Regions from separate parts of the Homo sapiens genome. Here region 2 is linked to region 1. Evidence: chromatin contacts called from ENCODE Hi-C or POLR2A ChIA-PET data. All regions are on one chromosome and are shown on one strand. The core of a region is the stretch at or near the end of the contact, and the rest is flanking DNA. Distances in the headings are between cores, read along the strand shown.

What was found. A loop is a pair of places that touch in the nucleus more often than their neighbours do. ChIA-PET counts read pairs that join two places held with the same protein, here RNA polymerase II (POLR2A). Pooled maps may share reads with other maps.
Region 2: a loop to region 1 is called in a map of CD8-positive, alpha-beta T cell, with 19 times the contacts of the local background. The contact joins the promoter of ETAA1 here to the promoter of RAB1A in region 1. A Hi-C loop is called at or near these places in 1 of 168 maps with a recorded cell type or tissue (CD8-positive, alpha-beta T cell), 1 of 37 single-sample maps with no recorded cell type and 6 of 50 pooled maps. POLR2A ChIA-PET finds 5 or more read pairs at or near these places in 1 of 52 experiments (WTC11).

What each region holds. Positions count from the first base shown.
Region 1 is chr2:65,128,412-65,131,699 of GRCh38, reverse strand. RAB1A (RAB1A, member RAS oncogene family) reads left to right here and starts at 1,594. Exons shown (of 6, transcript NM_004161.5): 1 at 1,594-1,807. The coding sequence starts at 1,785. RefSeq lists silencers at 1,096-1,445, 1,946-1,995 and enhancers at 1,298-1,811, 1,556-1,815, 1,812-2,326.
Region 2 is chr2:67,395,692-67,398,979 of GRCh38, reverse strand. It overlaps ETAA1 (ETAA1 activator of ATR kinase), which reads right to left and starts at 1,647. Exons shown (of 6, transcript NM_019002.4): 1 at 1,309-1,647. The coding sequence starts at 1,531.

The sequences.
Region 1 (3,288 bases), core at 345-2,844:
GCTTTTTTTTTTTTTAATGGGCTTTAGAGTCCAGGGTAACGAACACTTTTTGGTGCCTATTACTGAACCATTCAGGGTATTCCTGGGGTGGTGACCGTGTTCATTTCAGAAACCAACATGTTCATTTCAGAAACCAAACTCGGGTAACTTTTGATAAGTTCATCAACTAAGGCCCATGGCAGAATTTGAGGGCTAAGGGGTGTAATTAGTGTATGGGTAGAAATAAGTGCCTTCTTTCTATATTTTGGCGTTGTAGGAATTTAAAGTGATTCTGCAGTAAGTCTCAGGAGACAATTTTCTTAGTTCTTAGAAGTTGGAAGATAAACTTTGGACAATGTATTACACTATGCCCTTTGTAATTAAATAACTCAAGATAATGTGTTAAAGTTTAGCGGAGATTTAAATTCCTGAGCTGATTAAAGAGAGCTGTTAAGGCCATAGGTTTTTTAAAAATGAGTTAATATTACTCCCAGAAATTGTAGGCACTATATAGTGATGAATTGCCTATTTTTATTGCTTATTATTTTCCAGTCTTGCAGAATGGCTCAGGGTTAGTAGCAACTAAAAGATAATACATTACAATTCAACCTGAAGGCCGGGACGAAGGTAGGAATTGGATTTTAGGCTGGCTCTGGGCTGTGTCCCTCCCATCCATGGGATGTGGAGCCATTGAAGGTTGTGGGGTCACGATGCAGGTGCTGTCTCAGAAAGATACATCCGACTGTGTGTGCAAATGGGCTGGGGCGGAGAGGAGAGAGAGAGGTAGAGTCCATTTGGAGACTACTGCAATAGCCAGGCTGACGAGTTAAGAGCGGGGCACAGTAAGAATGGGAAGAAATCTAAGAAGAAAATGGTAGTGCGCGGGGCCAACAATGGACGATGACCGAACCCAGGTGGGGATGGGTGAGTGACGAGAAGAACCGCTCCGTGCCGTCCAGGGAGCCCCTTGACTTCCCTTCTGTTCTTAGAGCGGACGTCCTCCTACCAGCCCCCAACCAGCGCCACCAGGGTGGCGCAAGCCTCAAGCTGGTCAGGTCAGCAACAGCCGCAACGGAGGCAGGAGCCGACACGCTCGTACCCCGGCCCCCTCCCCGCCCCCGCACCCCCGGCAGTCCCTCCGGTTTGACCACTCCCCCCGGTCCCTTGCCTCCCCCGACCCCCAGCCTCCGTCGGCCGCCGGCACCACCCTCCGCCCCTCTCCGCCCCCTCCCCCGTGGGGCGCTGACTCGCCCGGCTGCCACGTCTCACTGATGACATCACTAGGGCAGCTCGGCCTTAGCCAATCCGCCAGGGGGAGTCCGAGCGAAGTCCTAGCCAGCGAGTCAGAGGGGAGGGGAGCAGGGAGGGGCCGAGGGTGGGGAGGTGAGGGAGTGGGGAATGGGGCGGGCGACAACCCTTCAGGTACGCATGCCCCAGAGGCGCGGCGCTTGGCGGGAAGCTGAGTCCTGGCCTTGCGTCGCACTGTCTGTCCTCAGCTCGCGTAGCCGCGCTCGCGACTCCCTTTCCCGGCATGCCAGGCGGTGCGGCCGCCCTCTGGGCCGTGTAAAGGCCCCTCGGTCTAAGGCTTCCCTATTTCCTGGTTCGCCGGCGGCCATTTTGGGTGGAAGCGATAGCTGAGTGGCGGCGGCTGCTGATTGTGTTCTAGGGGACGGAGTAGGGGAAGACGTTTGCTCTCCCGGAACAGCCTATCTCATTCCTTTCTTTCGATTACCCGTGGCGCGGAGAGTCAGGGCGGCGGCTGCGGCAGCAAGGGCGGCGGTGGCGGCGGCGGCAGCTGCAGTGACATGTCCAGCATGAATCCCGAATAGTGAGTTCAGGAGAGCACCGGTCGGCTGGGTCCGTGGGCCAGCTTGGGGGATCTTAAAGGGGTCGAGGAGGGTTGGGGCAGAAGTCGGGGCATCGGCTGGGGTGAGGCGAGGGTGATGGGTCAGGAGAGGCTGGCGGCCGGGAGTCGGGCCCCATTGTCTGACGCGGAGGGGCGGCCGCGCGGGGGAGGGGTCGGGCCGGAGGGGTGAGCCGCCCGGGCCTGGACCGGGTCAGGTTAGAGGGCCTGACTGCGGGGCGGGTGCTGAGGAAGCCTGCCGAGGGGCCTGGGGCGGTGTGAAGGGGTATCTTCTCTCGGAGGCAGTGACTTTTGAAGGAGGACTTGTCTCTAAGGGGAGGGGATGGGGTGGGAGAGCCCTTCTAGAGGGCACTGTCAGACCCTGCGCCCGCACTCTGCGGAGCTGTCAGGATCTTCGGGGTAGAAACCAGCTTTACTTGTAAATCCTGAGCTTGTTGGCTCTCTCTCCTTCCATCCTCCCCGCCAGGTTTCAGGTAATATGGATGCTTTTCGGGACTGCGTGGGATTGAGGGGAATGAGTAGATGGTGAGAAGCAACTGAACATTTATTAGTTCTCTTTTTGAGTTGTGTCTTGGAGGAGTTGTTTAAGAGCTCGCCGGGTCCATTGCCCTCCTATAAAAACCTGGGCATTTGTGAGAATTTTGTTTTTTTTTTTTTTAAAGAGGACACCTAAGTCATTTTGTCTTCTGTGGGTCAAGGGAAAAAAAAAAAACTAAAGCCAAGAAATGTCTTTTTGATACTCGCAGATTAAAGGAAGCTTGCTGTCAAGTTGAAAGAGAAACGAACGGGACCTATGATAGATCTGTATGTAGGTTTTGGATTACCTGCTTGGATGCTTGCAGATAGGGAATGAGGTTCCATGACGTGTCATGAAAAGTTAATGCATTTCTTTTTCTTGCTTACTCAAGAAGTCACCACAGCAGATGTGACACACCTGGCACCTTTCCTGGGAACTGGTGTTCACTTCCCTTGGGTAGAGTTTGTTGGGCTCTCCTCAATGGCCCTTTAAAAATTTCCTCTACAGTTTACATGCATGTAAAGTAATGAATAATTGGAAGAGACCGAATTGGTATTCCTTTTCAGTGTCAAAGGCCTTTGAGGGATGGGGGAACATCAGTATTTGTTGTAAAAGTTGAGTTTATTTGCTGGTTTGGTCAATTACTGCTAGACATTTTCCCCTAAAAGGTCCACCCACCAGTTTAGCTGACTGTCATATGTGTGTCACATGGCTCTTGCAAAATGCTTACAAGTTTTGTAATAGTGTGGCTTGAAGCTGAAATCTTTTGCACTAAACAGAAACCGTAGTATTTTATTAGAATTTCATGTTTTAGAAGTTGAGGGTAGTGTTCTTGTAGTGACATTTGCTGTGTTGACAGTTTAAAAAAAATTTTTTTTCAAGGGCTCCAAGGACAAAGTTGGTTTTGCACAGTTGAACGGAGGTGAAC
Region 2 (3,288 bases), core at 398-2,897, 2.3 Mb before region 1:
TCACATTGTAAATAGCAAACACTTCTAGATAATCCAGAAGCTTTATGAATGCATAATACAATACTGTATAACCTAAGTCATTCTATTTATTACCATTGAGTCTTGGAGGCTTTGGGGAACCATCTGTAATTTATAGGTACATTCAAAAATCCAAAGTAACCCAACAGAAACCTAAATATGTTTAGCCCCCTTTCACCAACTCTATCTAATCTACATTAATTGCCATTCTTCAAAAACCATTAGTGATCCAATGCTTGGGAATTTTTGTCTAGAATCACTTTCAAATTTTTATAAAGATTTTTGTTCATTCCCAAATTGCTTTATAGGAGTATTATTAAAGACATGTAAGGTGGCCGGGCGCGGTGGCTGTAATCCCAGCACTTTGGGAGGCCGAGGCGGGTGGATCACGAGGTCAGGAAATCGAGACCATCCTGGCTAACACGGTGAAACCCCTGTCTCTACCAAAAATACAAAAAATTAGCCGGGCGAGGTGGCACACGCCTGTAGTCCCAGCTACTTGGGAGGCTGAGGCAGGAGAATCGCTTGAACCCGGGAGGCGGAGGTTGCAGTGAGCCGAGATTGTGCTACTGCACTGCAGCCTGGGCGACAGGGCGAGATTCTTTCCCAAAAGAAAAAAGACACGTAAGGTATAAAAAAAAAAAAAAAAAAAAAAGCACTATTTCAAGAACATGCTCCAGAATAAAGGCTTTTGTATGAGTTTCAGTTCCAACTAAGATTTACTAGAAGTCTTTTAAAAAGTAACACCTAAAACTAATCGAGACGAAAGAGATCCTTAGTATCTTATTTGGAGGGATGTTACACACAGGAACTTCCGGTTTATTCACAATGAGGTGAGACATCTACCAGGCTTTGAGACAAACTTTAACTTTTCCTATGAACTCTTCTCTAAAGCAGGTCACAGGGAAAAAAAGGGTTTAAAGAGAAATAACTTCTCCGGGCAAAAACTGAGGTTAGCGGGCCTATCAGCTGTTTCTTCTCACTCCACCACTGCTGCTGACTGGAGGAGCAGCCTGGAAAGCAGCCGCCCTCCCGCAAACAGGTAAACCACATTACCTATTCCTGTGGCGGAGGCAAATGGATGGTCAAACCTAACGGGGTAGTGCTGAAGTTCGGGGACAAAAGCCCATCGGGGAGTGGTATAGGATTATTTTTGGACTCTCGAGGGGTGAATCCCAGAGACAGAATACACGCTCCAGACTCCACCCCCACCCCAGATTTCCCTGTTGCAAGCTGGGATGTGGGGATGCGGCGCCGAAGCCAAGGCAGGCCGCGCTGCCGACGTCTCACCCTCGGGGTTACTTTTACTGCACAGGGCGGCGGTCGGAGGCTGCTCTCGCTGCCGCACTGGCCCGGGAGGCCCCTCTCTAGCCCCGCAGGGCCACGAACCGCGGGCCGATCTCAGCCGCCTCCTCCCTGGCTCGACCACCGAGCCGCATTCCTCCGCCGCCACTGTTTTGTGCGGCGTTTTCTTCGGGCTAGGGCTGTCATCATGTTTCCTTCGCCGACTCATTGCCTATGGCCCGCCTCCACCAGCCGCTTCTTCTTTCACATTTTGCAAAGGGATGAGTAGGGCAACAGCACTACAAACCGCACCCCGCACCAACGGCAGCCGCCATTTTGGTCGGTGGGGCGCGCGCAAGAGGCGGCCGCTGATTGGCTGGGTCCGGGAGAGGGGCGGAACTGTTAAGGTGCCGAGGGCGCGCGCACTTCCGCAGCCGGGACAGGAGCCTGCTCTGGAGGAGTGTCTAGGCTCAAAATCCTCCAGACTGGTGGGGGTTGTTCGGGTAGTAGTCAGGTCCGCGTAAACTGAGAGTGGGAGCTTGTGAGTTGGAAAGATTGAATACACTAGCAACTTTTTATTGAATTTACAACGAAAATTGCACGTTAGTCAAATTCAGATTATTGAGAGTCTTCGAATTTCTCAAGAAGAGGAAATACAGTTAATTTTTCATAGATGCTATGTGCATAGAAAAATCCAAAAGAAAGTAGAAAAAATTACTAAATTAATTTAAGAGTTGCTGGATACAAAGTCAATATTCAAAGATCAATGTGTTTCAATAGATTAGCAACAGATATAAAATTGAAGTTTTAAAGAGATACTATTTATAATAGTGCATGAGATAGCAAGTAACTAGGAATAAGTTAAAGATTGTCCTTCCTACAAAGAGAACTATAAAACATTTTTGAGGCCGGGCGCCATGGCTCAAGCCTGTAATCTCAGCACTTTGGGAGGCCGAGGCAGGCGGATCACGAGGTCAGGAGTTCAAGACCAGCCTGACCAGCATGGTGAAACCCCGTCTCTACTAAAAATACAAAAAATTAGCCGGGCATGGTGGTGCGTGCCTGTAGTCCCGGCTACTGGGGAGGCCAAGGCAGGAGAATTGCTTGAACCTGGGAGGCGGAGGTTGCAATGAGCCGAGATTGCGCCACTGCACTTGCAGTGAGCAGAGATCGCGCATCTGCATTCCAGCCTGGGCGACAGAGGGGGACTTCGTGTAAAATAAGTAAATACATACATACATACATACATACAAAAATTAGCCAGGCGTGGTGGCGGGTGCCTGTAATCCCAGCTACTTGGGAGCTGAGGCAGAGAATTGCTTGAACCTGGGAGGTGGAGGTTGCAGTGAGCCGAGATTGCGCCACTGCACTCCAGCCTGGGCAACAGAGCAAGACTCCGTCTCAAAAAAAAAAAAAATTTTTTTTTTGAAAGAAAACGAAGACCTAAATAAATGGTTACACTATGTTCATGGGTTGTGAGACTCAATATTGTTACAATGTCAGCTATTTCCAAACTGACCTATAGATTCAACATAAATACATATGAAGGCCCAGTGTGTGACTGTGTGTGTGTAACATGGTAAGTTTTTTCTAAAATTTATATGAAAATGCAAGGGACCAAAAATATCAATAAACTCTTGAAGATCTCTCGAAGAATAATGAGGGTTGATATCTACCAGGTATCAAGACTTATATGGTAATTAAGACAGTGTTATGATGGTGTCAGGATAGACAAAGATGAAAGAAACAGGATAGCACAGAAACAGACTTCCATATAAATGAACACGATTTAAGACAAAGGTGACCCTTCTGAGCAATGGTAAAAGGACTTTTGAAATTAAATAGTGCTTGGTCTATTTGATGTTCATGTAGAAAAAGAAAGAAACATGACCTTTACCTCAAACTTTATCCCCAAATCAGGTGCATATATATTCATTATAAATTTAATTGTAGAAGATAAAATAACATTTTAGAAGGTATAAATTG